Linked DNA regions of Homo sapiens: regions 2, 3 and 4 are each linked to region 1. The links are chromatin loops, found by intact Hi-C in ENCODE. Cell type or tissue: mammary epithelial cell. All regions are shown on one strand. Links, peaks and the distances in the headings refer to the core of each region. The heading gives the core; the rest is flanking DNA. Region 1 has its middle 20 kb from the start of ARHGAP18. Region 2 overlaps LOC105377999 (a long non-coding RNA gene). Region 3 overlaps ARHGAP18 (Rho GTPase activating protein 18). Region 4 overlaps ARHGAP18 (Rho GTPase activating protein 18).

Region 1 (8,329 bases), core at 1,370-6,369:
CTAGCATTAAATGGAGAGAAATTGAGAACAGAAATCAAGACTGCAAATCATCCCCATAGAAGTAATAAGTTAATTTTTAGAGTAGAATGGCTAGACGATATGGATTTTCTCTCAATATCTTAAATTTTATTTACCGTAGCCTTAGTTTGAAAGAAAAATAATTAAATTCATCTAAAACATTTATATTTTAGAATGGATTATTCTGACAAATATGTCAACATGTTTTTTTGGTAGATTATAGATGTTTTAAAACACTTTTCATTAGCACTGCAAAATTACATTTTAACTGCCTCAAATTACTAAAATCATTTTAGCATTTAAGATATTCAGAATTTAATTTTTTTGAAAGTCACTGCCTCAAAGATAGGAAAATAATTAGAAGGTGCACAGAATATAATTTTAGAATTTTATTTTGTAAAATTTGAATTCAGGGTAAATTTTTGGTTCTACTATACCATTATTAGGAAATATATGAAAATACCGCTAAAATGTAAATGTATTTAACATTGAAAGAGTTTGGGACTTATATTTTTATTGATTCTCTTATTCTGTATGTTTCTCTGTTCCATTTTATTCTATAGAAGTGCCAGAAAAATCCATGTGTTATAGACAATCAGTTTCTGTATAAGCCCATTTCTTCTGATTCTGCCATCTGGAGCAACAAAATTCATTCATTTCCTATTCAATACATTTTCAAATATTTGGAGTTATAGAATCTAAGTAATAAAAATCTTTAATGATCATCCAAACTGCTGCTTTGTAGATGAGGGGACAGCAATGTATTGAGATGATAATTTACCTAAAGTCATATTCCCAGGTGGTGGCAGCAGTGGTACTAGAACCTGTCTATCAACACGGTCTCTACAATACAGGCTGGGCAATTGTTTCTTACATTGCAGCCATACAGCAGATTGAATGAGATGCTAGGCTTTTACATAAGGCAGACCTGCCGGTAGGTTTTACCTTCCCCATTTGTGAACTCATGATCTTGGATGAGAGTGAGTATTTCTAATCCTCAGTTCTTCATCTGTAAATTGCAATAATACTTACCTTATGTGGTTGTTGTAAGGATTAAATGAGATAATACATGTAAATTGCATAGCACCATGTCTGGTATATAAAACACATTCAGTAAATGTTTGCTATTATTATTTCCGAATGGTTTTTTCCTTCTCAAAGGCAAGCATTCCTGTTTCTTTCCACTTTTTCTCATATATATTTTGAGAATTTCATACCATTCTGATTATCCTCTCTAGATACATATTTTTCTTGAAATGTTACACTAAAGCTCAAATTCAGTTTATTTAGCTCAGGGGCAGAGCAGGATATAAGTATCTTCAAGCTATTGGCAATGATTATAAAGTATTTTATAACAATGAATATTATAATTATTATAAAATTCTCTGTGGAATCTCCTACATTTTCCATCCTACTTTTTTCCTTTCTCTACTTGCATTTTTTCCCCTTCCTCCAATAGCCCTCATAAAGGAAAACACGTACACATTATATGGTGGAAAAAAATTTTTAAACTATAGTGCAATACAAGCTTTAGTGTCCTATGAAATTGAATACATGTAATCAAGGTAGAAACACTCATCAAATTCCTTTAGGTCTACTCACTGGTGATCATCAGTTTGTGATTTTCTGTCCTTAATTCTGGACCGGTTAAATTCCTGATCTATCTCATTAAACACTGCCTTCGGTGTCAATATTTTGATTGGTGGTAAATGCTAGTTATAACTATATTCCCCAATTATCGTGGTCTTAGACAAAGTGAAAAATGATTGTTAAATGATAATTATTCCTCCTAAAACTTCCAAGTAAAATTTCATCTGAGGATATGATTTTGTGTGGGTGTTACTTTCAGAGTAGTGGTGTTTGGAGTGGATTGTAATTTTATTCTCTTTCCAATTGACGCTAGAACATAAAGCTGACATTTGAATTTGCCCCAGAAGTTGATGATCATTCTAATTTGATAAACCATATAAATGGAAGTTCACATGCTTCCTCCAAGTACAGGGGTTATCTGTGATGTCTAATTAATCACTTCTCACTAACAGAATTGTTTCTTCGTGCCAGGCCTCTCTGTGGAGTAGAGCTGGCCTCCAAGATAACAGAGGGTTCTCAGCCTGATGGGCTGGGTCTGGAGGTAACTCCCAACCTCCAGCAGCCTTGCTGGAATAAGCACATTCCACCATCATTACTACTGCAGATTCTGTTCCCAACAACCTGACCCTGAACTTCCTTAGCATGTCCTTAGCATGTGTATGTTCTTTCTGCTTGTTGTGTCATTATTCTTATTTTCAGAAGCAACATGATAGTAATAATAGATAACTGGACTGACAAATCGTTGGAGAATTAGTTCCACTTGTGGCCTTGCTGGCTTCTAAACTGTACAACATATGATAAATCACTTGATCTTTCTGTTCCTAGTCTTCCTCTGCGAAACCAAGGCGATCATGATTCTCTGAGAGGCCACGTAAACTATTTTTTAAAGATATGAATTGTGAAACAAAGTGCCTCAAAGTGCCTAGATTTGAACACTGGTTCCATAGCTTAAGAGATCTGTGTGATCTCAGGCAAGTTGCTTACCCTCCTATCTATGGAAGAGAGATTAAAGATACCAGTTATCTCTTACCATTGTGTGAAGATTAAGTTAATATATTAAAGTGCTTAGAACAGTGTCCGGCACAAAGTTATCACTCAAACACTAGCCGTTGTTTTTTCAGTGGTAAAGGCTCTCAAAGACAAAAGGAGATGGTAGATAAGAGTGAGAGAGGGGCTCTGAGCACCTCTAGCACGAAAGCCTTCCTTTATATTTGCCTGGCCAACAAGATGGTGAGCTCTTGGTGGCCAGGCGCTGGGCCATGTGTGTGCTACACAGCACCAGTACCCAGGGACCCCCAGGAGATGGGTGAGCAGATGAGTCTTTCCTAAATGGACCAAAGAAAAATACCCAACACTCCTTATTTTCTTTTTTTTGTTTTTGTTTTTGCTAAAGGACTGAAGGTTTGTAATTATTCAAGTCTTTTTTCTCATCCCCTTATGTTGCTTCTGTTGATGACTTTCACAGTCTTCTCGTTCTACCTTTGACTAATTGTTGCTGGCTCTCCCTGCTAATGTTTTGAGGTATTTATCTGGCCTGCCTCTGCTTCCCTGTGAAATATCAGGAAGGCTTTGTGACTCTACAGTGAATTATAGCTCTGCTTCTTAGCCTCAGCTCACCAATATTTTCTGGATAGCATGAGATTACTAGGGCATCCCATGGTAGGGTGGAATCATGGAATCATGGAATGAGGATATGCTGATGATGAAGAAAAGTTGTCTAGGTGAGACCTAGTTTCGGATTGTTGCTGCTTTTTGTTTGTGTGATGTGAAGGCAGTTGCTTGTTTTTCCTTCTTCAAAATGGTGGTATGTCACATGGTTTGGAACTGATTAAATGTAATAATATAGTAATCTGAAGCACCTAGCATAGCACCTGACATACAATAGACACATTAAATATTAGTTCCCTTCCTTTTAGAAGACAACCTGGTAGAAGTGAGCGCTGGCTTTGCTAATGATATGAATTTCATTTGTTTGCATTTATCCTTCTGAGTTACCAAGCAGTTTTTGCTGCGGAAGGAAGGTTGTGTCTTTTAGCCAGCAGGTGGCAATCAAATTAAAGCTAAAAGTTCACCTCATTATAACAGGTAAAAACGTTGCCTTTTTTCATATTAATACTTGATGGAAGTGGCAGGTGAATGACAGACATTTGGCACTGAAGTGGAGTCACCCCTGACGAAGGCATTTTTAACACGAGGCCCTAGATACGGAAGATTAGTTTTCCTAAAGCTGCTTTTGATTTCAGTACCTGCGTATCATTGTCATACACCTTCTTAGAGGTTTGTCAGAGGAATCATCTAGATTTATGCAACACTGTGTTTAAAATAATGAATCTATTCACTTGATTTGGCAGTTTAAAAAAGCAGAGTAAAAAGTGAAGTCATCAGTTGATAAAATAGAATTGTTAGAATAATACTATTTCATATTCGGTCTGGTTTTACGTGAATTTTTGTTGTTGTCTCACTGAATTTGTGTGTGATTTTTAAACAAAGAACACCCTTTGACTGAAAGGTATAAGCAGGGAAGAACTCTGTAAACTCCATTTTTGAGTCTTAAGGTTTTTTGTTTGTTTGTTTTTGAGATGGAGTCTTGCTCTGTCACCAGGCTGGAGTGCAGTGGCGCAATCTCGGCTCACTGCAACCTCCGCCTCCTGTGTTTAAGCGATTCTCCTGCCTGAGCCTTTCAAGTAGCTGGGATTACAAGCACGCACCACCAGGCCCAGCTAATTTTTGTATTTTTAGTAGAGACGGGGTTTCACCATGTTAGTCAGGATGGTCTCGATCGATCTCTTGACCTCGTGATCCGCCTGACTCGGCCTCCCAAAGTGTTGGGATTACAGGCGTGAGCCACTGCGCCCGGCCAGTTTTTAATCTATAAAGTGAGGATAATGTCATTTTCCTCTCTTTTTGCAAGGATTAAAATAGATGATAAATGAAAAGCACTTAGTATGGTGCGTGGCACACAGTAAGCAATCATAATAAATGATACCATTTGGATAACTTATATTATTATCAAAGAATCACTGAAGATGGAAGGGAGCTGAGAGCTCATATGGTCTAATCAGCCCTTTCATTGTTTAGGACATGGAGACAGAGAAAAGTTAACTTGCACAGAGCTAATTAGTATCCATATCAGTTCTGGAACCCAAAATTCCTGAAGCTGCTGGTCTTTTTCACACTGCTACCCCTGAATTATTAGTTCTGGCTGGAGGTGGATGGTATGAAGGCATGGCTGTCAGGGACTAGAGTGACCCTCTTTTTATGGACGGTAGGCAAGGCAGTGGGAAGACCACGTACTATGATGACTGCATTTAGATGAGGTGTCGTGACTGATCCGCTGTCACATGATATATGCTGCTGACATCCTTTGAGATAAAGTCAACTCTAAACAGTAAAGATAAACTCCTAATACTAGCTTCCTTTTCCAAAGCCAAGTCTCTACTAGGCTGCCTCTGTCTTAACGGGAAGACCATACACATTAGCCGTTGTACTTCATGAAGTTCAGCATCATGTGATGATCAGGAATGACTAATCATCAGCACCACTGTGCGATTTTCAGGGTAAAAAAAAGTTACTAGCATTCACTTGCTAAAGCTGCTACCCTGTAGCTTTCTTTCTTTCTTTTTTTTTTTTTTTTTTTTTTTGAGATGGAGTCTCGCTCTGTCGCCCAGGCTGGAGTGCAGTGGTGCGATCTCGGCTCACTGCAAGCTCTGCCTCCCGGGTTCACGCCGTTCTCCTGCCTCAGCCTCCTAAGTAGCTGGGACTACAGGCGCCCGCCACCATGTCTGGCTAATTTTTTTTGTATTTTTAGTAGAGACGAGATTTCACCATGTTAGCCAGGATGGTCTCCATCTCCTCACCTCGTGATCTGCCCGCCTCGGCCTCCCAAAGTGCTGGGATTACAGGCGTGAGCCGCTGTGCCTAGCCCCCTGTAGCTTTCTCAATGATTTGCAATTTCCTATAGAAGGCCGCTCAAGGAGTAGGAGGCCAGGGGAGCAAACATTTTTCCCCCATTTGTTTTGCTGCTTAGTACTCTTGACTGTCCAGTATCTCCAGAGGTCAGGAGTTTTGGGACACTGTTCTTTGAATCAGTTGGCGACTGTCATCATCATACCTATATGACCTGCCCATGTACAAAGTGTGGTCCATCACACTGCCAGTGAAATTTGCGCCATAGATATATACCATAGACCCATCATGTGGGAGCTTAAAGGTGTGCGGGGGTCCCCAGGAGCAGCACAACCCCTCATTTTACAAATCAGAAAATTCAGCGCGATGTCACTGGCCCATCACATCTTGAAGGACCACAGTGGTTTTTGCCTTTCTTTTTTTATGCCAGTAGTTACACCTGGTAAAGATAATACTTCGGTTGTCCCAGTTCTAGTTGAAAATGTTCAACACCCAACAGAAACATAGTTGGTGGTAGTTCAAAGCTACAAGCAAAAGGCTTATGTTCTCCATGCACGTGTGTATATTCTGGGACAAATTAGTCCCTTCCTTTCTGGGATTTCTTTTCCCATTTCAGGGATCTCCTTGACTCGCGTCTTTGTTACATTGATAAGGGCTTGAATTTACCACATTTCCTGGGACCAGTACCTTGGGGGAGCGATTAAAATAAAATCTGAGGCCCAAGGGGATATTTCAAGTATAAGGAGAAGAGAGATTTGGGTGGGTGGCATATAATTGCCTTCTCAGAGATGCTCAACTCATACCAAATAGATGGCTGCTCTGACCCCTAGAAACCTGAAGAAAAGATCCTGATTACAGGTCTGTTTCTAGACCAGATACATGCAGCAAGAATGTACAAGGGATGTTTCCGGCCCTGGAATAATTTCAAGGAGCTAAGTTAATAATGTCTCCAGTGTCTAGGATTTATAAAGCAAAGATCTTCTAAAATTAGATACTTGTAATTTATAATTAGGCTAAATTATGGTTGTTGATTAGTGATTAAAGTAGTGGTTTAATGCTGTGCTGTAGAGAATCAAGGACTTCATATTCTTCTCTTGGTGCAATTTTATCATGTATTCTGAAGCTCAATAAGATAAAGACAGGTTGTGACTATTGAGAAATCAGTCATTGCTAATCTGACAGTGGTTCTGGTTTCTTTAGGAGAGGGGAGGTAAAAGCATAGAGTGAAAATGATTATTTTTCCTTGCAATTTCAGAATTTATAGTTGATGTTACTTTTCCTTCACAGGTGATATAGGGTTGTATTAATAACTGATTCAGTGCAACAGCTTATTCTTACCACAGACTTCCAGCATTTATTAACCAGATAACTATTCTAGCAAGGATTTAAAGCTACCTTATTTCTTGATTTTGCTGTTCTCAGGATTGACACTGACCCATCCACCTCCTTTGTGGGGATGCAGAGCTCTCGAGGCATTTACTCGTGTCCTTGGGCAGATCAGTGGCTTTTACTTTGGCACTTCGGCATATTTGCTCAACAAATGCTAATGAATGACTGTGTGCCAGATGGCATATTGAGAGTAGGGAAATGGATGGAACTTCCTGCCCTCAGGAAACAGAATCCTATGGAGTCTGTGTGCATATGTGTATGTGTGTGCACAGCAGAGGAAAGGGGGTTATCGGAAGTATAAATAACTTCAGTATAGCACAATAGTAGAATAAAGAGTGAGACACATTCCATGTCAACATGTTATAGGTGTCATACCTTGAAGTGTTTTTCATACTTCAGGTAATTGGGCCTTTCTAGAGAGTGTCTAAGGGAGATCTAAATTAATAACCAGTTCTTTCCCATGAGAAATGAAGGCTGTCACTTTTTTAAAATGTTAGGCTATTGTATGTGTTTTAGCAGTGCATGTTTAACTAAAAATAGCTAAAAGAACAGCCTCATACCCCTCTTATGGTGAGACAGAGTACAGAGAGTACTCTGAAAGTAAGCAAGCTGGCAAGTGCTTTGCTACTTAGTGGACTCCAGTCCAGGGGGATTTAGTTATTGGGACCAAATGTTATTTCAACTTAAGAGTGGGTCACCTTTGGAACAATCCTTTGTTATGGACCTGGAATTCATTATAATGAATTCCAATGAATCTATGGACACTTATATGAATACAATATAGATCCATGATATTTCCTTGGTCAAACGTAAACAAACAAAGGTGTCTTGTTTGTTAGTTGAAAGACTAGCATTTGAAATACTGTAGCTCTAGCTGCTAAGTTGTTCTCTAAGGTTTCATTAATGACAACCAACACAACACAAATCTGCCTGAGCCTGGAACGTCTAACTATACCATAATACCCCTTTTTGAACAGATGTCATGAGCAGCATGTTTTAGTAAAAAGTCAGATGATTGATTTAGAGTCAAGAGACCTGGGTTCAAATCTAAGCACTGTTGGCTTTATCTCTGGCAAATTGTTTAATCTCTCTGACTAATCTTTCAGTTTCCTCATTTGTCAAACAGAGGCAATGGGGTAGAAACTATTTCAGAAAACAGAAATGAAAAATAGTACAGAATAGCATATAATTGACATTTTAATAAATGCATATTGTTTTCAGCTCAAGGATTTAAAAATCTGAGCCCACTAGCTTTTTGCAAGTTCATTATTCCATCTTATTCATCAATATATTACCATCACTGTGAGTATCACAGTGCCTTTCACTAGTAGGTACATGCCAAAAGTATTTGCTGAATGAATAAACTGCGTAGACAAGGAACACATTCTCATAGAACAATAAACAAATGAATTGGCAATATTTATGC
Region 2 (8,329 bases), core at 1,442-6,441, 210 kb before region 1:
TCAGGGCCACCATTGTTCCAAATGATAATGGTATCCATTCTGAGATGTGTGGATTTCAGGGCTCCCGACCCCGTCACTCTCAAGGAGCGAGGCTAGATTCAATCTCCGACTCTAGGTCACCTGTTGCCACCTGACAGACCTAAGAAGCACTGTGTGCACCCCACACTCCCCTCTTCACTGATTCTACCTGTCTCATGAAGCCCTTTGGAAAAACAACTCCTTCTGCTTGTGCCTGCTGCTCCCCTCTCCTTAAAGCTCAAGTAGTGCAGACCATTATTAGAGCAGGAGGAAGGCTCTGGGGCATGCTGCCTGGGTTTACATCCTGGCTACAACACTTGGGGATGCATGATCTTAGTGAAATTATGTAAACTCTCTGTGCTTCTGTTTCCTTATCTGCAAAATGGAAATGAGAGTTACAATGCCTACTCCAGGCAACACAGAATCTGTCTCAGTGCACCAAGTGTTGTGACGAGCTGTTGTGAAGAATGAAGTATTAACTAAGAACACACAAAATATTCAGATCAGTGTCCAGATTTGGGCAAACACTTGATAAATGTTAATTGTTATTTAAAAAGAGAAGACAGAAAAAGAAAAACACTAGTGCCCAGAGACAAGACTGCAGGTTGTCTCAGTTCTCACCTACCCCGTTTGTTGTACACTTGTGCACAATACTTTATCTTTGGAGGCTATCTCATACAAACTCTTATATAACCAGACTTCAGGTCATATCCAGGTCTCATGCTCTCTTTCACTCAGCTAGGACCATCCTACTACGTTATTCAGTTTCTTTTTCCTTCTTCCCTGCGAATTGCTGAGGTGATGAATCTCTCTTTCCCACTCATGTTTTCTCAGCACCAGGATGGCAACAGACACACAGATTTTTAATAGGTGGATGAATGAATGAATGGATGGATGATGGCGGTGTTTATATTGAAACCCTGAGTGCTGTCTCAAAATACTTTCATTCAAGATGGCTTGGTTCCTGAATTATATTTAAATGAATTTCATTTTATGAAATTGTACTGAATCTAGAGTAAAATTAAAATAGAACATACAAGAGAATCTTCTTTTAAGTGGGAAATTGGAAGTAAAAATATAAGGAAGATAAAGAATAAAAACACACGTTTTCCACAGAAAGACTGAACACCAAATGAATAACTTTTTCCCTCTTTAGTGTTTTGTTTCAGCATCATTATCCCACCATTTAGAGGATACGATGACTTATGGTCTTAAAATGAAGCAGTATATCATTAAAGCTTTATTTTCATGAAGATATTTTCTTCTAATTAAATTCAATACCATCCGGGGGAAGAATAGCTTATTCAACACAATACATAGAAATGCTTTTCCATGTCATAAAGAGCTCAAATAAAGGGTTCATGTTTTACTGTGAATCAAGGAAAAGCACACTCTGGTTTTACAGGCTTCTTTTGGCCAAGCATTTTCTCTTAAATGAGCAGTTTGGGCTTTATTTTACCAGTGAAGAAGAAGCCTAAAACTGTGATTAATTTACCATGGCTCAGATAAAACAGTATCAGAGAGATGAAATCAGTTTCTACCAAAAAAAAAAAAAATGTGATAGTGACCACAATTTCTTTAACTACTGTCACTGAAGCCTTCCTAAGCAAAAACAAGCAGATAAAGTACAACAAAAACTTATCACAAAAAATCCCCCCCAAAACAAGAACAACAGCAACAACAACAACAACAGCAACAACAAAACAAACCCTGAGATGCATTTAAATGATTGATGGTAAACTTCACCATGTTCCAGGGGGCTCTGCAATTTATTCGGCAAACCTTTAGGAAACCTCTGGAATGTATCAAGCATTGAGCTAAGCCTTGGAAATGTAAAGATGAAGAGAACACACAGGTGTTGCTTGCAAGTGAATCAAAGTCTAATAATTTTGGCAGATTTCTTCTAGCAATGTGCTCCAATAAGAAGCCTAAAGGGAAACACCTGTATGCATATGTACACACAGCTCTGTTTATTCCCTTAGAGACACATATTTGTTGGCTGCTGATTTAGTGAAAAGGAATGTAGTGAGGAAAAGTGCGTAAATAATTCATATATTTTTCTCCAGAAAGCTTTTATCCGGAATTCATATTTGAGAGTGACAAACTTTACCATTAGTGGAGTAGTGGTGTTAACAGTAGCAATAATTGAAACAATAGTTAGCAAGAGTGCAAGAAGTCTTATTGACTAAACTATTCTTAAAAATTTCAAAGCTCTATTTAAAACAAGCTCAGTTTTAAGATGATCAGGACATGGAGAGGAAAGCGTTTATGTAAATACATACAGAGGGAGGATCCAAAGTCAACAAAAGTCACGCCTCGTGCCCACATCTTGGTTGGTTTCTAATACCATTCTCAAATGAAATGAACCAGAACGTGAATAAATAGCTGATTCTAAGACTGGGGCAGGAAATATACAAGATGAGCTTGGAGCATCTTGTAGTGTCAGGAAGTAAAGAAGTGCTTCAAAACCAAAACGATGGGAGTGTGTCAAAGGGAAAGGAGAAGTCAACCTCAAGGAACACCCAATGGCCCAAACTAGAACAATTTGAGCATCAAGATAGATAGTGTAGTAACGGATTGTAATCCAAAGTATAAAATAAATATTCATGAGTTCTTCCAATATAAATAGCTGAATAAATAAACAAATGTGGAAAAGAGACAAATATACGGAATTCTGGGTAACTTATGCTCATAGTTCCTACTTAAGGAAGTGAGTATAGCTCTCTACCTACCTCTTAAGTGTGGGTTTTGCATAGTGACTTCCTTCCAAAGGGTATTACAGGCAAAGTGGGAAAAAGAGTAACTTTCCAATGGAGAAATCTGGAAAACATTACGTTGGCCAGATGATCAAGGTTAACAGAAGATCATGGTTATTAATAGTAACAGGTCATGTTGACAGTATGAATACTTGATGTTCTGTGAAGAGAATGGTACGTTACCTCTGTTGTCTTCCTTCCAAGTAACCAGAACCCCAGTCCAATCATGAGAAAAACATCTCACAATCCCATATTGAGGAACGGTCAACAAAATACCTGACTAATACTCTTCAAAACTGCCAAAGCCTTCAAAAATAAGGAAAATCGGAGAAATTGTCACAGCCAAGAGGAACACAAGAAGACATAATGTCTAAATGTAATATGCCATCCTGGAACAGAAAAAGAACATTAGATTAAAATTAAGCAAATCTGAATAGAGTACAAATTTTAATTAATAATAATGTATCAATGTTTGTTATTTAGTTATGACAAATGAGCCATGGTAATGTTAGATGCTAACATAGAAAATTGGGTACGGGGTATATGGAAATTCATTTCTTTGCAAATTTTCTGTGAATCTAAAACTGTACTAAAATTAATAATTTACTAAAAAAACGAATCAAATATCTAAAAGCAGCAAGAGTTGATACAGTTATTTCAATAAACGACAATACGTATGTAAATATTAAATAAACAAAATTGATACTCTATTTTGATTCTACTTACTATCTCACTACTAGATTGTGTAATGTGCTTCAGTTTAGTGTAAATCCCAAATATTTTGAAGTCTAAACGATAATATAATATTAACAATAAAAGTTCTTGAGGTACTCTTGTGTCTTTTCACCCAACTCTGCGCTTACCCCACTCACTAAACTAATTTCAGGAACTTTAGGCATTTTGAAAAGTTTTTTTAACCATATGGCTATTAAAGATGTTGTATATTGTTGTTTAAAATATACTTTCTGATGTGAATAATTCTTCTATTATCATATTTTCCCCATTTTTAAATGTAGTTGGTTGTTACTCTGTGTTACAGAAACAATGTTAGATTTCAAAACTTCCCTGTCTATACAGTGTAGTCACATTTTATGCAAATTTCAAATAGTGAAAAATAAACATATTAATAAAGTCTCAGTTTATGCACCAAAGTTTAAATAATCTTAATTCCTCAAATTAAACATTGATGAATCATGTTTAAAAGCTGACGGATCCAATACATTTTAAATTGTTTACACTATTACCACGTGGTGGCGCCATGTCAGCTGGTGAATGCAAAGCCTTGGCAAACCTTGGATTCCTCCTAAATTGCCTTGAGGAACTCTGACCTCGTCGGAAGAGCCGTCTATGTCCTGACTCTATCCTCCATTTTACAGGAGAGATAACTGAAGTCCACAGAGTGAAATTATTCCCCCACTTCCACACAGTCTGTTACTGAGCCAGGAATAGAGTGTACTTCCTATCACTTGGCTCTGTTCTCTCTGTCTCTCTCACTTTCTCTATGTGTGTGTATAGATATATACACAATATATAGTATACACATATTACACATATATAGTATATGCTTATATATACTATACATTTATGTAATATATAAATATATATTTACCTCATATAAGATATATAAATAATATAAATAAATATCATAAATATATAATATATGATAGGTATCTCTAATATATAAAAAATATATTTATGTAATACATATACAAAATTATATATAATATAGATACATAAGTATATAAGCAAAAGAAGTACATATACATTCATATATTTAATTTCCACAACAACAAATTTTATGGAGTAAAATGTACCTCTTAATGTCACTTTAAAGTTCATGCATATACATATCCAAAATATATTTATAAAATCTTGACTAAGTACAATTTTCCTTCTTTAGGTCCCTGTAACTTTCTATGCTGTGATTTTTGCTTAGCAAAATTTTTGTTGATACAACAAAATTTAGGAGCCATTAGAAAAATGAGTTAGAATCACACAGTTTTACTTAGAGGTATTTTCCCAAAGTATTGTTAAATGAAAATATAAAAAGCAAAAAAAATTTGTATTAGCATAATTGCATGTTTATAAACCAAATAATGACAAAATTAAAATATCCTGCAGAGTATGTACATAAATGTACAAGTCGTATAGAGGCATTTGAATGCAGTAAAAGTATGGAATAATTAATGTAAAGTTTATAATATGAGTTATCTTTGTAGGGGGAACAGGGAAGCCACATGAGGGGAAAAGTAGGAGAGACTAAGGAGAAAACCACATAAAAAGTGGAAAAACATTGCACACATACAAAATGCCTATATGTGATCACATTTATATAAAGTTATATTTATGTAAATATATATAAAATATATAAATTTAAATAGTTGGTTTTAAAGGTACTATAAATAAGGACACAAGAAAAAAGAAAATCTAGAAAAACTATTGATGGTAAAAAATGATAGTTAAGGTAGCAGGTACCTAATCTCCTAAAATAAAAATCTTTCTACAAAGCAATTAAAAATAAGACAAAAAACAATAACCTAATAGAAAAAAATGAGCTAACACCACAGCAGGTAGTTTACATAAGGAAAAACACAAATGGCTTTTACACATCTGTGAAGATGTGTAGTCTTATTCATAATCAGGCATATGAAAACTAAATCTGTAAGAAATTTTGTTTCAAATGCATCCTATTGGCAAAAAATTAATATTTTCTAAAGCCAAGTTTGGCAAAACTGTGAAGCAAGAGGACTCTTCTATACTGTTGATGAAAGCATACATTGGAACAGTTACGTTTGAAAGCAACTTGGCAATATGTAGTAAAGCTGAAGAATCCAAACCCTGTGACCCAGCAGGTCCCAGCAGGTCTGCTCCTATGTCGATGAAGAGATGTTTACAATGATGTTCATAGTAGCATTGTCACAAAGAGCAAAAATTGGAAACAGCCTAAATGGACCATCAATAGTAGAATAAATAAATGGTTATATATTCATTCAATGGATTACTGAGCAGTAGAAAGTGAATGAATCTGAGCTGCATAAATATCATGAGTGAATTATCACAAAATAATGTCGAGGACAAAAAGCACACTGCAGGATGAATACTTGCAATATGACACTATATGAAATTTAAAAACATGCCAACTACTTATATGCACACACATATACACAAATATATGTAATTTGGGAGTAAATAAATGTGTTGCAAGATCTACATAAATACCTGAAAATGATAAATGTTAAATTCAAGGTAGCAAATACTTCTGAAATAACGAGATAGAGAAATTCAACTAGGGAAGGGTATACAGTGGCTTTCATCTGATTGGTAATGCAATTTTTTTTGACAAATAGTATATCTTATATTACTTATTTCATATTTATGATAGATTTATTGTGTTTATAATCATAACACTATATTAGTTATACTCATATTTTTGTTAATATTATTTTATAGTATTTTTAAAAGATACTCAACCCCCTCATAAGAATAGTCCTTCTTGAAATGACAACAAGAAACTATTTTTCACCAATCAGAATGCTAAAGATAAACATTGTAATAATAAACCGTTCTGGCAAGAGTTCAGGGGCACAAGCACGTTCAGTAATTGTTGGGAGAGTACATTTGTAGAACTTTTAACTATGGGATGATTTGGCAATGTTTATCAAAATTAAACGCACATTTGTACCGTTTTACCCAACTCACTTAATAAAATTTTCTCTTTAAATACACTCCAGCAAGAACACAAAGGTATGTATACAATGCTGTTCATTGCAATGCTGTCTGTGATAGCAAAGGGGCAGGTAAGATAAATGTGCTTCATCCATGCAGGAATGTTATGCAGGATGCAGGACATTAAAAAAAATGTGGTACCCACTCGATAAACTGATATGAAATAGTGACTAGGGTAAATAGTAAAAAAAAAAGCGAGGTGAAGAACATTTGTTGGGTAGTCTAACTTTCTGTAACATGGGTTACCTGTACAATTTAGAACTGGGGCTTGGGTAGCGGAGGCCAAAGAGATGAATTTTTAAAAAATATTTCCATTCATGTGTTTTCAACCTTGTATCTCTTGTGTGCATTACCATTAAATAAACTTCAAAAGAAGCAAATAAAAGAATAAATAAGATTTAAAATGAAAATAAAAACAAGAGATGCAACTCCTACATTTAATTTCAAAGATAGTATTGTCACTGTAACTTTAGTATTTTAATGAAGTCACATTACTTGCTTTATATCCAAGGCCTAAGGCTTCAATTAATTTACGGGTAATCTATTGACCAAAAGAGGAAAGTCTCATTAAAAAGTAGCATTTGTTGAGAGGTCCTAGGCCCAAAGGAGGGGCTTTCTTACCAAGACAACACACTTCCAGTTCCTTCTCAGAAGGGGATTAGGGACCATGATGATAAATTTTAATAATTTAGGTGAGGTCTCACTATTAGAGTTTTAAAATCAATTAATTAAGCTGTATCCCTGTTTGTCCTAAAAAAATTTCAAACCAACTAACAAATGAGCACAAAATACAACATAATTCAGTGAATTAAAAACAAGTGAGAAAATGAGGCAAATATTCATTATTTTTTATTTCTCCTTGTAGCTCTTGTTAATTTTTGTTTTATATACTTTGAGGCCATGTAAATATTATAGGTACATATGAATTTAGAATTGTTAAACATTCCCAGTGAATTGAAGCTTTCTTGTTATTAATTCTACTACTGCCTTTTGGCTTAAAGTCTGTTATCATTGCTAGTACAGGCTGAGTACCCCTAATCTAAAATGCTCCAAAATCTTAAAGTTTTTTAGCACTGACATGACACCGCAAGTAGGAAATTCCACACCTGACCTCATGTGATGGGTCACAGTCAAAATGCAGTGAAAAGCTTGTTTCATGCACACAGTTATTAATAACATTGTACAAAATACAATGTGTATAAAGTGTATATGAAACAAATAAATTCTGTGTTTAGCTTCAGGTCCCATCCCCAAGATATCTCTTTATGTACATATAAATATTCCCCAATTCAAAAAAATCTGAAATTTGAAACACTTCTGGTCCCAAGCATTTTAGATAAGTGATAATCAACCCGTAGTAGAGTTACACCAATTTTCTTTTTATTTAATTTGTGTGATTTTTTTCCCATTCTTTCAACTTTTCTGTTTTGTTATATATAGGAAACTACATATGGTTGCTGTTTTCTTAATATACATTGCATTTATGAGGTATGTTGTTATTGTTTCTTAGTCCATTCTGGAAGTCCGAATTTTTTTTTAATATTCGGTCAATTACCTTCATTTAATTATTTATATTTGTATTTACTTTTGCCATCTTACCGTATACATTTGATTTGCTCACCTATTTTACATTTATTTTTTTCTCTCATTTATTGAAGCCCTAGGATAAACCCCTCTTGGTTATAGTGTATCATCCTTTACATGTATTTCAAGATTTGATTTACTTATATTTTAAAAATAATTTTGTGTCTACATACATGAAGAATATTGGTCTGTAATTTTTTTGTTTCTCTTTAATGTCCCCCTCCCTCCCCTTTCCTTCCTTTTCC
Region 3 (8,329 bases), core at 1,642-6,641, 110 kb after region 1:
TAATATATATCTATATAATATATAATATATATCATATATAATATATATCTATATAATATATAATATATATCATATATCATATATCATATATATTATATATAAATATATATCAATCATATATATTATATAAATATATATCATATATCATATATATTATATAAATATATATCATATATAATATATATTATATATAAATATATATCATATATATATATATTTTTGAAATGGAGTTTCACTCTTGTCACCCAGGCTGGAGTGCAATGGTGTGATCTCAGCTCACTGCAACCTCCGCCTCCTGGATACAAGCAATTCTCCTGCCTCAGCCTCCCAAAGAGCTGGGATTATAGGTGCCCACCACCACGCCCGGCTGATTTTTGTATTTTTGGTAGAGATGGGGTTTCACCATCTTGGCCAGGCTTGTCTTGAACTCCTCTCCTCAGGTGATCCACCCACCTCAGCCTTCCAAAACACTAGGATTACAGGCATGAGCCACTGTGCCTGGCCTTCTTGTATATTTTTGAAAATCTGTGTTTATACCTAATGGGAAAAGTAAAAGAGTATGCAAGTGTGGCCTAAAATGATGATCCACTCTGCCAGACTATCCTCAGGAAAAGTATGGTTTTTTGTGTGTGTTTGTTTTTTGTTTTTCTCGAGATGGAATCTCGCTCTGTCACCCAGGCACCATCTTGGCTCACTGCAACCTCCACCTCCTGGGTTTAAGTGAGTCTCCTGCCTCAGCCTCCCGAGTAGCAGGGATTGCAGGCACATGCCACCATGCCTGGCTAATTTTTTATATTTTTAGTAGAGACGGGGCTTCACCACGTTGGCCAGGCTGGTCTCGAACTCCTGACCTTGTGATCCGCCTGCCTCAGCCTCCCAAAGTGCTGGGATTACAGGTATGAGCCACTGTGCCTGGCCAATAAGTATGTTTTCAAAGTGACAGTCTTCATCACAAAATATGGAAAGGTTTTAAATTGAAGGACAGTAGAATCTAATTAAACAAAATGAAGTCATTGTTGGCTTTTAAGTTGTTGACTCAAACAGTGGAATGAAATATAATTCATCTCCACTTGAGAGCTTTCAAAACAAAACTCCCTCTGCCATTTTCTTCTCTGTTTAACTAATTTACCTTCACCTACCTTCTTAATTATATTCAAGTTGTGCCCAAAGTTTAAAATGACCTCTCCATTTCTACCCCTCTGTTGTTCCATATTTGCCAAGGAAACTTTAATCTATTCTTCAGAGACTAGCTCAAGATCAGTTTTCCTGTTCAGTCTTTCCTGATCGTGAACTTATATTAGATCAAATAAATATATGAAATCACCTTTGATTTAGGTTGCATGCTTTAGACATTATTGTTAATCTGTCCATGTATTTTTTTATGCAAATATGCATATACTCATCTATAGAAACTCTTTTTTAGTCCGTTTGTCTTCTAGAAGGTATGGACTCATTGTTAAATTTCTACAAGTCTTTCCCATGGTTGAAAAAGTAAGATTTGTATTCACTACTCTGAGGCAGGTGTCTAAGTAGATAAAACCTTAAGTTCCATTTCTGTTCCATGCTCCTCTACTTCTGTAAATAAGCAGTAGGCTTTATGTAATACATTGTTCTCTGTTGACCTCATTTCATATTCACTTCCTTTTCCTCACAGCATCGAGCAACCTTTGTCAATTCTTTATGATCTCTCATCGTGGATTCAAATTTCTCCTCTTAAATTTGGAGATCAGGTTTTATAACCTTTAATTTGCTTTAGTTTGAAAATTTAGCTACTTAGTGTATACATGTTATATCTCAGAAATTATGCTCTGTAATTATTTATTAGATGACCTCTAGGAGGTAGACACCCCTATTTTTCATACATGGAAACATGTTAGAGAGGTAACTTGACATGCTGAGGCTTGACATTAATGACTAAGCTTTTGAATCCTTTCTCTTGCTTTCCAAGTCAAAGCTAGAGTGATCTGATGAGTAAAAAAGTCAAGTTTATTATTAGTGATGAAATGCCTAAGGGGCCCCTCATGCAAATCCTACAAAAGAGCAACACGCCAGGGAAAGCTACCTAGTTAATTTATGGTAACACAAGGGAATCAATGACCTTACATTTTTTTTTGAAAATTTTTATTCTTTTCTTTTTCCTTTTTTTTTTTTTTTTTTTTTGTTTTGAGATGGAGTTTCACTCTTGTTGCCCAGGCTAGAGTGCAATGGCGCGATCTCGGCTCACTGCAACATCCACCTCCTGGGCTCAAGTGATTCTCCTTCCTCAGCCTCCTGAGTAACTAGGATTACAGGCACCTGCCACCACGCCCGGCTAGTTTTTGTATTTTTAGTAGAGATGGGGTTTCACCATGTTGGTCAGGCTGGTCTCGAACTCCTGACCTTAGGTGATCTACCTGCCTCAGTCTCCCAGATTGCTGGGATTACAGGTGTGAGCCACCATGCCCAGTCTTATTTTCTTTAAACACATTTTTCAAGAGGTAGAGAACTTTTCTCTTGCTGAAATTTCACTGCTTTCTCTTAGCCAATGAACTGAACCATTCAGTCTATTAACTAAACAAAAAACGACAGGAAACTTCATAAATATTTAAAGCTGCTGCTATGAATTAAACATTGGGATAAAGAACTAACTCCTTCATTAAGCACAATGTTTAAATAAATAAATAAGCTCATGACATATATCGCTAGGTAAATCAAATGTTTGAATTAATAATATTTCAGGATTCTGTAAACATTTACCTTGGGTAATGCTTTAAACGGCTGTATTACATGTGTTTGACTTATTAGACCCAAAGCAACTGATTTTAATGAAACATTTAGGGCTTAAAAAAAAGGTAAATATGGTTGGTTCAGCATTCAGAAAATGAAGCAATTAGCAGAAATATAGGACCAAACATGGGAAAAATGTGACCAGTTTTGTGTGATTTTTAAAAAGGAAAACTCAGTAGAAATCACAGAAAATCAGGGGAACACGAAGCCAATGGCCCTCCACCTCATTGAGTTTGATTCTATGCTCGCCTCCCTGTAGGATGTGTGTCTCCATTCATTTAGTGGACCATGACAGACCACCCATAGTGTGTCAGGTCTGTGGTACAACAGCGTTACGGAAGTGATTAAGAAGTGGCTCCTCTCCTTGAGGGGCTCACAGTACCACATCAACACCTATCAACCTAGATATCTCCCTGCCTACTCTGGTGGATGGGAAAAATGGAGTAGAACAGAATGGTTACAAAACTTACGATTTAGGAGAACTGAATTTGCATCTTCATGACATCACTGGCTTTGTGGCCATGTTTAAGGCACTTAACTGAGTCTCAGTTTCCCCACCTAGAAGATGCTGTAATAATTCTTATTAGGACTTTTGAAGGATTAAATGAACTGTTTTTCGATAAGATAATTATTATTATCATTTTTTTCTTACCTTGCCATGACACATAAGAATAAAGGAAGACCATGAAATGTTGATATTATTTTAAAAGCTCCATGAAAAAAATATAATATGTAATACTTTTTGAGTGCTATTTATCATTTGATCTTCGCCACAACCTTGTAAGTTAGGTTCAGTTGTTCTCATTCTACAGATGAGGAGGCTAAGGCACAGAAGGGGACATTGTTTGCCAAAGGTCACATAGTAAGTGATGGAAACAGCATTTGCCACCTGTAGTCTGACTCCACTCTCTTGAGCCCTGTGCAGTGCCCCATGGAGGCCATCCTGCCCCCTGCTGGAAATTTGCTTAGGCCCCATCTTCAGTGATGTCCATTGCTGTTTATTTGATGTTCTCCTAGGAAAAAAAACACATTACGAACGGTTAAGAAAGACCCCTTTCCTCTTACAGTGGACTTGAAGGCTCTCTTTTGAATTGAGTTTGCTTAAAGGGAATTAGTTTCTCACTTACTAAAAGTCATAGGTTTTACGAGTTGCTGTAGGAGACTGACTCCAACATTTTCATCTCACAACTCCTTCATACACTTAAAAATTATTAAGGGCCTCAAAAACCTTCTGTTTATGTGGGTTATACCTATGGACACTTACCATATCTGAAAATAAAATTGAGAAATTGAAAAAATATTAATCCATTTAATATAACAATATTATAGTTAACATAAATATCTTTTTCTCAAAATGGAAAATAGCCATATTTTCTAAAGAAAATTAAGTGTATCATGGTTTTAATTTTAGTGAGTCTGTAATGTCTGGCTTTAGTTGAAGTCAGCTGGATTATCATATTTACGTTTGCATTCAGTCTGTTGCAGTAGCACTCATTTACATCTGGAAAACTATACTCACGAGAGAATGAGAGTGTAAAAGGCAAAATAATGCCTCATTACTAATTATTAAAATAGTTCTGAACTTTTTGGAAGGATATTGGATACCCCCAATGGTCCCTGGACTACACTTTGAGAATTACTGCTTTAGGACATGTCTTTTGCCCTAGCATTTAGACGATGAAGTGTTAATGATAAGACGCAAGAAGTACCAAAGCAAAGGGAATAAAATAGATGCAGTAAAATCAGCTAATCAGCAATTGAATTAAATGAAAAATTCAAAGGTAAACCCAAACTGTAAGAGAATGATCAGTTTTAGTAATAGGTAAACACAATGGAATTGTAATTTGTATTAAATGTACACACTAGTGAAATTTGCCTTTTTATCTTGTGGTTTGCTTTCTGATGTTTAATGTGTTTAATATTAAAAGATGATATTTGAGAAAGGCAGAAAAACACACCATGTGCTTGTGATTATGAAGCAACATCTTAGTCCCACTTTATTCAGCAGTGAAAGTAATATACAAGTTGAGTATCCCTAATCCAAAAATCCAAAATCCTAAATGTTCCAAAATCAGAACCTTTTTGAGCACTGGCATGATGCCACAAGTGAAAAATCCCACACATAAGTACTTAACACAAAATTAGTTTCATTCAAATTAGTTAAAATATTTTGTAAAATTGCCTTCAGGCTATGTGTATATGAAACATAAATGAATTTTGTGTTTAGACTTGGGACCCATCCCAAGATGTCTCATTGTGTATATACAAATATTTCAAAATCTGAAATCCAGAGCACTTCTGGTCTCAAGCAGTTTGGATGAGGTGTACTCAACCTGCAGTAGCAACCACATAAAAGCACTTGGGCAGTGCTGGGCACTAAATCTCACAATAGCCCTCTGAATTCAGTGGCCCATCCTCTTCTTTTTGTTGCCCTTCTCCTCCTTTCCCTCCCCCTCCATCTCCCATTTTACAGAAGTAAAGGTTAAGCCATTGCCATAAGTCACACAACTAGTAAGTAGATAGGTGACTGGTAAGCTCTGAAGTCCATGCTCTTCGTTTCCCCTGTGTCCCTCTTACCCCAATGGGCTGTAGCCTTTCTGGACCAATCTTACTTGGCTTTTGTGACAATTAAAAGATACATAAGTGTATGTGAAGGGTACCTGGCATGTTCTAAGCATACACTCATGGCTAGTATTCCTCTTTCTCTCCCCCCTACTTGTCTTCTTCATGTCATCTTCCTCTGTTTCCCCCTCCCCCTCCCCCATCCCCTTCCCGTCCCCTCCCCTTCATTTTCCCTCTCCCCTTCCCTGCTCCCCTTCCTTTTCCCTCTCCCCTTGCCCACTCCCCTTCCTTTTCTCTCTCCCCTTCTCATCTCCTTTTCCCTCCCCCTTCCCTTCCCCTTCACTGTCCCCGTTTCCCCCTCCCCCTCCCCCTCCCTCCCCTCCCCCTTTTCCTCCCCTTTTTCCTCTTCTTTTTCCCTCACCTCCCCCTTTTCCCCTCCCCCTTTCCCTCCCCCTTTCCCTCCCCCTTTTCCCTCCCCCTTTTCCCTCCCCCTGTCCTCCCCTCCCCCTTTTCTTCCCCTTTTCCCCTCCCCCTCCTTCTTTCTTTCCCCCTCCTCTTTCTTTTCCCCCTCCCCTCCCCCTCTCTCTCCCCTTCCTTCTCCCCTTCCCTTCCCACCTCTTCTTCCCCTTCCCCCTCATGGATTGTGCTTGACTTCTAGCCATCCTTTTCTGAAGGTCACTTAACTAGAAGTCTTTTTCTCCTGGTTCACTGTCTCTCTTGTCCTCTGAGCCACTGGTATTAATACTCCGAGTTTGCGGTCTGTTCCCGTTGTCTGTCAGACTTTGGAAGTTGACTCCCGAACCCTCCACAGCTTTAGGGGTCGTCATCATGACAGGATCACTCTTCATTCTGACTGGAGAAATTCTGTGGCTTTTCTTATCACTTATTCTGAGTATAACTTCTTTCTGTAGTTGGTTTTTCCTTCCTGCATTACAATGGAGGTTAGGTACTGTAAGCTTTTACTATATTAATGATGTTTATTTTAGAGTTTCAGATTGCCAAAAGACAAAACGGGTACCACAAGGATTGGTGACCTCGCACCCCAGGACATGAAGAAAGTTTGCCATTTAGCCCTAATTGAGCTGACTGCCCTCTATGATGTATTGGGTATTGAGCTGAAACAACAAAAAGCTGTGAAAATCAAAACAAAAGGTAATCATGAAATGATAAACCCTTGGATTTATTTCTAAAATAGCAAGGATGGACTTGGCTTTTTTGCAGTATTTCTGGGAGACAGGGAAAACACCTGCAAAATAAACCAACACTTGAATACATCTAAAGTTTATATTCTAAGATGTTGCCTTCAAAAGTTTTATAACGATAGAGATACACTGTGTCCTAGACTATAGAGAATAAAGGCATAGTCAAAGAATTTAATTCTCATAGAAGGAAATTCTGAAGCAAGGACTCTTAACTCATTTGCTTTCTCCTTTAAAAACTATATATTTAAAAAGATACATATTTGGTACACATATTTATTTATTTCCAGAATCAGATCTTGAAAAATGACTTTAAGACAGTTGATTCTAAGTGACTACTTTTGGTTATTCATTGGATAGCAAATAAATGGGCTAGTTAGTAGTCTGCCCCTTTGTTCCTGGACATTCTAATTTTACCTATTTTGCAAAGACATTCTTTCCCCTATTAAGAAAATACCACCATTGTGACAAAACAATACCACTAGATTGTACTCATCATGGAAATATGGAGTGGTTTTTTTTTTTTGTTTTTTTTGTAAGTACCTTGCTTTACCCATTAAATAAACAGTTTATTTTTAATGATATAATAGAGAACAGATACCTCTTCAGTTTTTGTTTCTCCAGTAATTTATTGGTATTGAAATCCACATAATTCTCTGTTGACAAGGCTTTACCTTAGGAATCTTTGTCCTCTTGTTTAACCTTAGAAGTATCTCCTAAAGAGAAACCAAGAATGAGGATTATTGAATTGCTGTGGTAACATTCACAAAGACAAGTATTCACCTGATTTAGGTTTTAGAGGCAATTACTCTGTAGGACTGAAGTGTACCTTCCCTTCTGGTCCTGTCATGCTGGGCCCCAGAAGACCTCATTCTGTGCTTAGTTCCTTTGAGTATTTTAGCTTACACAAAGCCTTCTCCAAACGTAAAATAGAAATACAATTTAAACAGTTGTGGTTCAGTGCCCAAGATTTTTAAAGTGGCTAAGAGTTTTTTTTTTTAATTCTTATGTTTTAGAATTGCATCCTGGCAAAGAAACGTTAAGTTGTTTATATCAAGGCTATCACTGTTAATAGACTTTCTTTCCATTTTTATTTAATACCTGTTTGTCTTATCCAAGATACTGATTTTATGTTATACCCTAGACCCTTGGCATCCTTGAGATTGCATCTTTTCCGAATTCCCAAACTGAAAAGTTATTTACTGGGTTACTGGCGTTCTTTTGAATGGCATCTCGATTAAGTGTCACAATATCCAATGTCTGTCCTCATACCACAAGATAATCCCCTTTTTCATGTTCACAGATGATTTTCATTTCCATGCTGATGTACGTCATAAAGGAAAAAGTTATCACTTTGGTGCTAACCGTCCACTCAGTGATGGGGGCAGGGTGGAGGTGTTGGTCGAAGCCATGTTCATACCAGACTCAAGGCTATGATTTTAATTTAGAAAAATTGTAAATTATTACCATCATTTTTTTCTGGAGCTATTTCTAAGTATATACAATCACAAAGTTAAATTTAAGAGTAGCAAGTATCTATTTTCTAAAGAGAAACATTTGTAGAACAAGATCATGATCTTGTCTGATTTCTTAGAAAGCAAATATTTGTATTTTGCTGTATTGTAAAGTGTTCAATGTCTATTTAATATGGAAAAGATGAATGATATTTGCTTTTTTTGGTGATAAAAACGGTGACAGCTCTGTCACTGAGGCTACAGTGCAGTGGTGCAGTGACGGCTCACCGTAGCCTCAACCTCCCAGGCTCAAGCTATCCTCCAACCTCAGCCCCCCAAGTAGCTGGG
Region 4 (8,329 bases), core at 1,492-6,491, 62 kb after region 1:
ATGGTTTGTGACCTGTTCCTGCTGTGAGTGTTGTAATCACTTAACCTCTCCGAACTTCTGTGTTCTCAGAGGCAAAATGGGGTGAACTAGATCAGTACTTCTCAGTAGTGCCCTCTAAAGGGTATTTTGAGAATTTGTGGGGGTGTTTTATGTTGTCCCATCATTTGCAGGGCAGGTTCCAGCTGTGTTAGACATTCTACAATTTCAGGACAGACTTGCCAAACAAAGAATTGTCTGGTGTCTAGAATGACCTATTTGGCATTCCTGAGAAGATGTCATGTACAAGTCAGTCTCACCTCTGCTTAATCTAACTCAAGTTTTTTATTTTTTATTTTTAGAGACAGAGTCTTACTCTGTTTACCCAGGCTGGAGTGCAGGTAAACGATCATAGCTCACTGTAGCCTCTAGCTCCTGGGCTCAAGCAATCCTCCCACCTCAGCCTCCCGAGTAGCTATTAATAGAACTATAGGCTCACATCACTGCACCTGGGTAATTTTTAATTTTTTTTTATAGAGATGAGGTCTTGCTTTGTTGCCCAGGCTGATCTTGAACCCCCAGGCTCAAGCAGTCTTCCCACTTTAGCCTCCCAAAGCACTGAGGTTATAGGCATAAGCCACTGCGCCTGGCCCTAATTCACATCTTCATTTGTGAAGATGAACACACGTGTCCCTTTATCCTTTTAATTTTTGTATTTCTCATGCAGAATGTTTTCTGATCTTATTTTTTTCCAAATGTGAACTCATTCTATAGGTAAATATAATAAACAGTTGACCACTTCATTTTATGTCTGTTAGTGTCCAGGCACATATTGAGAAACCTATTTTAAATTATTTTCCTTTATTTCTCCTTAATATTATCATAAAGGGCATATGCATACACACAGGATTATGTATAGATAAATTACTTGAACTTTACTTCAGAATCATAAAGGTGAAGATTATAAAATAGGTATTAGGTTAAAGACAAGTGTGTTAAGGTTGACAGCCACTGAACTAGAGGGTGTCCATGGCTTCTAACTCCTGACATCTCTAAGATACTGTAACTGCAAATGTTATGATTTGAAGAGGTAGGTTTTCTATCTTGGGAAGGGCTTAGTACTGGGAAGTGTTAAAAACTGACATCAGATTGGGAATTGGGTAAAAGTCAGCTACTTCTTGGGACTCCAGGAAGGCCTGAGGAAGTAGAGATCTGTGTGGAGGGGAGGAACCTGAGGGGGTCTTGACGGGGAGCTGGGTTCCTGCTGATGCCAGCAGGTGAGAATAGGGGAGCAGAGCATTGTGATTTGGCAGCTCCTAGAGGAGGGGAGTAGGCTGAGAAAGTCTTGGTGGGGGGAGGCAGTAAAAAAAAAAAAAAAAAGAGTTACGACTTCACATACTTTTGGTGAATCTGAATGAGTCTCCTTTTGATGCGAAGTAGGTGGTATAAGAGACTTTTCAAATAATTTAACTGTCCACCAACGTAGCCTTCTCTTCAGGCAGTTTGTTTTGCTTTTAAATTATGAGAGGGTACCACCCTCCATCCTCGGTGTGAATATTCTCTACCAGAATGCAGGAAAAACGTTACCTGTGATATGTGATCTTCCTTTTCATTTTAATGGGCACATTGTTGCCACTCAGTTCTGAAATAGAGAATTTCTCCATCTTCCACTTCGTTAACTTTGCACAATATATTGAAGAATATTTAAAATACTAAAACTCCAGGTGACTGTAGACACCTACCATATAAGAAAGTGGGAATGTCAAAATAATGAGATATCCATGAAGTGATAATGTAAGCTCTCTTAGGTTTATTTCCTTTTTTAAAAAAGTTGAATTTAGACCAGAGAAAGCTTGAACCTGATAACCAAATTAGCACACACTGTAGTCACAAATAAAATTCTGAGGAGGTGTTTTGGAGTTGAATTTAAGGGGAATTTTAATAAAAACTGTCTTTATTTCAGTCCAGCAAAGTAGCTTTATGCAAGCATAAGTGCCTGAGGAGAAAAATTATACAAAGTATAAGAGATAAATAGATACAAAGTTGATGTAATTTCTACTTGCAATGTGTAACAGGGATTATAGTGTGCCAAAATTATGGTGTCATAGTGAATATATTTAGCATAACTTTTATAATATTTGTTCACTCTAGAAAATTAAGGCAATACTGAAAAGTACAAATAAAACAATAAATTGCCTATAAAACCATTGCTTGAATATAGCTTCATTAACATTTTGATCTATATTATTTTAGTTATTTTTCCTGAATTTATTTATTTTTTTTTTTGAGACGTTTCACTCTTGTTCCCCAGGCTGGAGTGCAGTGGCATGATCTCGGCTCACTGCAAACTTCGCCTCCTGGGTTCAAGCGATTCTCCTGCCTCAGCCTCCCAAGTATCTGGGATTACAAGCATGTGCCACCATGCCCAGCTAATTTTGTATTTTTAATAGAGACGGGGTTTCTCCGTGTTGGTCAGGCTGGTCTTGAACTCCCGACCTCAGGTGATCAGCCCGCCTTGTCCTCCCAAAGTGCTGGGATTACAGGCATGAGCCACCGCGCCTGGCCTATTTTTCCTGACTTTAAAAAGTGCATGTTAGGGCCGGGCGCGGTGGCTCACGCCTGTAATCCCAGCACTTTGGGAAGCCGAGGTGGGCGGATTACAAGATCAGGAGATCGAGACCATCCTGGCTAACATGGTGAAACCCCGTCTCTACTAAAAATACAAAAAAATTAGCCTGGCATGGTGGCGGGCGCCTGTAGTCCCAGCTACTCGGGAGGCTGAGGCAGGAGAATGGCGTGAACCCGGGAGGCGGAGCTTGCAGTGAGCCGTGACCTCGCCATTGCACTCCAGCCTGGGCGAGAGAGCGAGACTCCGTCTCAAGAAAAAAAAAAAAAAGTGCGTGTTAGATGCCAAGCACAGCAGTTGGAGTACGGAGACCACAGAGGAGAGTAGTGCCTGGCTCTGTTTTCACTGAGCACACAGCCTGTCCTACAGACACCGCGTAATTGTTTTATTTCTCTGGAGTTGAGGCAGTCCTATTTGGCCCTTTATGTGAATATTTCTAGTCCTCTTAACAGCCATGCAAGATGATAGGTATTGTTCTTTCATTTTACAAATAAGGAAACAAGTGTTCAAAGAGGTTAGATATTATACCCAGAGTTCTGTGTCCAGTCAGCAGCAAGGTTGTTGGACTTCAAAACCTGCAATTCTCCCTGCAGCCTCAGACTATCACTAAAGGGGTCTCATCATAATTGTGGAGTCATTCAGTGAGTGTTGGAGAAGAGCAGTGCACAACATGGTAGACGTTTAGAGATCGAGTGGAGGACGTTCACTGCAGTGTGGGCGTTAGGGAAGTGTGGAGGGTGTCAGACAGAAGGGGACGGTACAGGCAAGGCTTCTGGGGTAGGAAAAGTGCCTGGTGGGCTCCGGCAGCTGGTACTGTTTGGCCATAGTGGGGGACTTGAAGGGAGAAGTGGGAGAGGAACCCGACGAGGAATGGAGAAAAGCTGGGCAGAGCTCATAGAGTCTTGAACATCAGGCTGAAGAATCGGGACCAGATGGACCAGGCTGCCCTGGGACTGACTTATGGTTTAGAAAGATTTAAAAGAGATTTTGGAGATGTTGAAATGTACTGAGTCCATAGACTGTTTTTAATGGTGTGTGTGTCTGTGTGTGTGTGTGTGTGTGTGTGTGTGTGTGTGTGTGATTATTTGGGTAAATTGATGGTTTGGGGACTAGGGGTTGAGGATGCTGTATTTATATTGCACATGTGCTCCATGCACTGATACCCTTCTTCAATGAAAAAGGTCATCTGAAATAAATATGGCCAGAAATAGTGGGTTTATATCATGTCCTGGCTTGGGAAACATTATCTCTAGAGAAGAACTATTTGAATGAGGGAAATTAATATAAACAAGACCAGATAAGCTTGTTACACGATAATTCCAAATGGATGGCAGGTAGCTGACTAGGGAACTTTACATATCTATGGTATCTTGAAGTTGCAGATTTACTTGCATATCCAAGGGGCATTTGACATACAGAGGGAGAAAGAGTTGGAAACTATTGTCAGCCTCTTTCCTCACTTCCATTTTACTTCCTTTTGATAGATGTGCATGTCTTTCCTTTCCTTTGATGAAAAAGATACCACTGATGCTTTCTTCCCTTGCTTTTCCATTGTTTCATTGTTTCATAACCCTCCTCTCCCTTCTTGATTTTCAATTCTTTTGTGCATGCATATTTCTAAATGCTCAGTAACCTTCCTCCTCTTGGCCAAGAGCCCAGGCAGATATTATCAGACTCCTGTCCTTGGCCAAGAGCCTGCTGGGAACCAGTGAATTTCTTGTCAGTTTCTCCTTGCCCTCCATGTATGTATTGCCTTCTGCTTGGCAAATCCTGACCTGAAGGGAATAGCCAATGCCTTACTAGACACTTTGGATCTCAATATATGTTTCCTGAATGAGTTTATTACTCATGTGAGTAGAGAATCCTTTCACGGCAGGAATTCTCTTTAGGTACCCGTGAATCTAAAGATATATATGCATATATATCCACATACACAACACACACACACACACACACACACACACACACACACATATATATTTTTCTTTTGATATAGACCTGGTTGATGCCTGACTCATTATAGATTTTGATTATATTAAATTTTTGAATGCTTTGTGCAGAAAGCATTTATTAAAGATACAGGGAACTTTTGGCTTATGGGCCAAATAGGGGTTGTAGTTCAATTCTATCTATCCCTGAGAAGTATTAAGAGATGTCACTGTTCTAAAAATGTTGCTAAGATTTTTGAAAACATTGAACAACAGTGCCCACAAGATGGGGATATTATTCCATGGGAAAAAAAAATATATTTTTTTCTTAGTAAAATTGGGGCAGTGTAGGTTCCCCTACTTCCCAGAGTGGGAAGATATTTTTACTCCCTTTAGATTAAAAAAAATGAGTTTATAAAATGAAAATGTATTATAATTTGTAAGTGCTTCAATATTGTGAAACAATATTGACTGATTACTTTTCTCATTCCATATAAGACTTTGAATTTTTTTTTAACAAAGGAGTATTTGTAGATGAATTAGACATTTGACCCTCTGTATAAAAAATCTATGCTTCATCCCAGATTTAAAGGAAGTGCTATTAAGCATCAACAAAGAATAGGAAATAGCTTTTAACAGGTACAGGAGAAAAGAATGGTGTTCCCAATCAACTAAGACTTGTAACCTTATTTGTGGGATGAGATATACACAGAAATGTTTAGTAAACCAGGATGTGGTATTTACAACTGTATATACACTTGTTTTTGATCTCTACTTCTAAGAAGCATTGGTGTCTGTATGTGCAGGTATAGTCAGGATGTAAATCAGTTTATAATAGGATACTTTGCAAGAGAAGTAGCTGGGGAAGGGTGGAGGCAGGCCCTGGAGTCAGGTTGAAGGCATCCCAGAGTGGGGGCCTCCAGGATGTGGCTGAACGGTGTGGAGAGGGCCAGGGGCATTCTTGGTGACGGAAGTAGCATGAGCAACTAGTAGGTGCTCCAAAGGTGGTTTGATGAGGATACTGTATACCATTGGCCCTGTGAATAAGAACCCACAGAAACAGAGGGCCAACTCAGTGACTTGAGCATCCACAGGGCTTGGTATCCACAGGGAGCCCTGAAGCCAATCCCCATTATATGGAGGGAGGAGGACTGTATTGCATTAGTGGTGTGGCTAGACACTTGCCGTTCTTTTGGCTGCCCAGCATCTGAGCGCTCATTCTGGTGTGGGGAGTTCTCTACTTTCGGAGCTTTGCTGGGAGGCAGAATAACCCTCTTTTCCACAGAAAAAGAGGGCAGTGTCAATTGCTACAGGCATTGCTGGTGTGAGCATCATCATCTGCTGCTCCCTGGTGCTCCTGGATCAGTCCATGGCGTGATCTGAGGCATTATTCCTGGCTTTTGGACATTCTGGGAGCCACCTAGTAAGCTTTTAATAAAATTCTCTTCTGCTTGGTTTCATCAGAGTTAATTTTTTTCTATTTTAATTTATATTTTTAATGTATTTATTTTGCCAGTAGACTAGCAGCAGGCAAAGATATCAGAGTTGATTTCTGTAGCTTGTAATTAAAAGTCCTGATAGAAAGAGATGCACATCATTGAGCACTTTCCTCTGTGCCAAGAAAATTGCATGTGTTTTATGTACGTATCTCATTCAAGTTTCTCCTGAACTCTGAAAAGAGGTAACATTATTGGTCTCTCATTCACAGGTGAAAAAACCGAGGTTCAGAGAGGTTAAGCAATTTAATCAAGGTCATGCAGGCAGCAAACAAAGCTGGGATATGATCCAGGCTTTTCTGATAGGGAGACTGTGATCTTAACCTCTTCTGCTCTGCTCTATGTTGTTATTAACTACCTGTTTGTATTTTAGAGCATTTTATTATGAAAGGTTCTTTCGCAGAACATAGTGGAGGCAAGACTTGGCTCTCTTACTTGATTATTTTTTATTTATTTATTTATTTTTTTGGAGACAGGATCTGGCTCTATTGCCCAGGCTGGAGGGCAGTGGCACGATCTTGGCTCATTGCAACCACTGCCTCCTGGGCTCAAGCCATCCTCCCACCTCAGCCTCCTGAGTAGCTGTGACTACAGGCATGCACCACCACACCTGGCTAATTTTTTTTTGTATTTTTAGTAGAGATGGGGTTTCATCATGTTACCCATGCTGGTCTCGAACTTGTGAGCTCAAAGCGATCTACCCGCCTCAGGCTCCCAAAGTGCTGGGATTACAGGCGTGAGCCACTGCACCAGCCTTTTTACTTGATTATTAAAAATAGGATTTGACAGATGTAGATTGTCATTGGTTAGAATGTGGAATTAAACCCTTGTTCTACTTTGCTGTATTGTGTTTGGGGCTGATGTAAAGGCAGAGAGTAGATCCTAAAGACAAACAGGCATAGAAGAGGGAAAGTGGGGAATGAAGAGGTGGGAGGAAAGGAACTTATCACACTTCTAAAAAGTGCTAAAGGCTCTGTCAGAGTTCTGCTTCTCACATCATCAAATTTTCAATAATAACTATTCACCTAGAACAGTCTATACCCGGATATCTGCATGGCTGAAACTCCCTGCCCGCTATCCCCTTCCCCCATTTCATTCAGGTCTCTGCTCAAGTGTCATCAGAGAGGTCTTCTCTTCCATCTATAATAAACTGCTCCCTGCTACCCACCCATCCTCTTAACCCACCTAATTTATTTTCATAGCACTTCTCACCACCTGACTGGTTATACATCTTTGTGTTTACTTTTTGTCTCCTTGCCACTAGAATGTGTAAGTTTCATCAGACCACGGACTGTTTTGTTCACTACTAAATCCCCAGCATTTAGAGTGTATCTGATACATAGTAGATGCTCAAATTCATTTACTTCAATCTTGAGTAAATGAATGAAGGTGAGGAAACTGAGGCTCTGAGAGTTTTAGATAACTTGCCTTTGATCTCATGGAAAATGATGAAACCAAGTTGCAAATTCTAGTCTAGGTGACTCCTAAGACACCACATTTCTCAGGTTCCACTCTTTACTAACATCTCTATTCCTGGGAAAATTCCTCTATTTGTACACAATTTGGGTAAGAAACATCTCATGGGATTTCAAAGTTGAAAAAAAAAAACCTTAAGTAGCCAGTCTAACTTTCCTATTTTACAAATGAGGAAATAACCATGATCCATTGAGGGTAGGTGACTTGATCAAAGTAATACTGCTATTTACTGATAAAGGAAGGACCACAATCAACCTACCTGGTCATCAGTTCAGTCCTATCTCCCCATCCCCTGCTATGTTTATTGCTGTCTTGATAAAGCAAGCCCTATTTGGTGCAGAATTCAGATGCCAATCATTGGTGATGGGTTCGAGATAATGAGTCATGCCATTTTAATCCCATAATATTAACGCAGTAAAGCAGAGGCTGCAAACCCAGAGGCCCACAGGGACCCATAGATAGCATAGCTTTCAGATGGGATTGGTGGGGGCTGTGCCAAACTGGGAGGTAGATAACCTGTTCAAAGGGGCCAGCCCCACCACACCTGCTGCCTGCTCAGAGAAACATGTTACAAGAAAAAAACATGGTAAACCAATTTAAAAATGTTTGAAACACCCTGCTGGCCAAACAAAACACTTCTGGCTGCCAGGTCACCCTGGTGGACTTCAGTTTGCGATTGCTAAAATCTTAGTATGAACAGCTCTTTCCAAAGGAGATTTCAGTACGTGTGGATATGGTGGAGAATATGTGAAGTGCTATCATTGTGGCTAATTGTTCTTTAGCCAAAAGATTAGTGGGTTGGACTGTCAAAGTTCACAGAGTGAAAA

What was found. Peaks named below come from ENCODE experiments on the same cell type or tissue, not always from the same donor. Only the 100,000 strongest peaks of a DNase experiment are listed, where the experiment ranks them.
Region 2: a loop joins it to region 1, with 15 times the contacts of the local background. A loop is called at or near these places in 7 of 110 quality-filtered maps.
Region 3: a loop joins it to region 1, with 6 times the contacts of the local background. A loop is called at or near these places in 19 of 110 quality-filtered maps.
Region 4: it touches region 1 in a loop (11-fold over the local background); 23 of 110 quality-filtered maps call a loop at or near these places.

The regions. Positions count from the first base shown.
Region 1 is chr6:129,726,012-129,734,340 of GRCh38, reverse strand. No RefSeq gene overlaps it. Among named protein-coding and RNA genes, the nearest start is that of ARHGAP18, 20 kb to the right of the region's middle. In mammary epithelial cell, for the core only: a CTCF peak has its summit at 3,631 (motif pointing right); no DNase peak of the experiment used is centred there; H3K27ac peaks cover 491 bases.
Region 2 is chr6:129,932,446-129,940,774 of GRCh38, reverse strand. LOC105377999 (a long non-coding RNA gene) reads right to left here. Exons shown (of 8, transcript XR_942986.3): 6 at 3,051-3,163; 7 at 2,751-2,934. Among named protein-coding and RNA genes, the nearest start is that of TMEM244, 75 kb to the right of the region's middle. In mammary epithelial cell, for the core only: a CTCF peak has its summit at 4,035 (motif pointing right); a DNase peak (open chromatin) is centred at 4,054.
Region 3 is chr6:129,616,838-129,625,166 of GRCh38, reverse strand. It overlaps ARHGAP18 (Rho GTPase activating protein 18), which reads left to right. Exons shown (of 15, transcript NM_033515.3): 6 at 6,315-6,480. Among named protein-coding and RNA genes, the nearest start is that of ARHGAP18, 89 kb to the left of the region's middle. RefSeq lists a silencer at 5,237-5,437. In mammary epithelial cell, for the core only: a CTCF peak has its summit at 3,728 (motif pointing left); a DNase peak (open chromatin) is centred at 1,906.
Region 4 is chr6:129,663,716-129,672,044 of GRCh38, reverse strand. The region is part of intron 1 of ARHGAP18 (Rho GTPase activating protein 18); the gene reads left to right. Among named protein-coding and RNA genes, the nearest start is that of ARHGAP18, 42 kb to the left of the region's middle. In mammary epithelial cell, for the core only: no CTCF peak of the experiment used is centred there; a DNase peak (open chromatin) is centred at 4,274.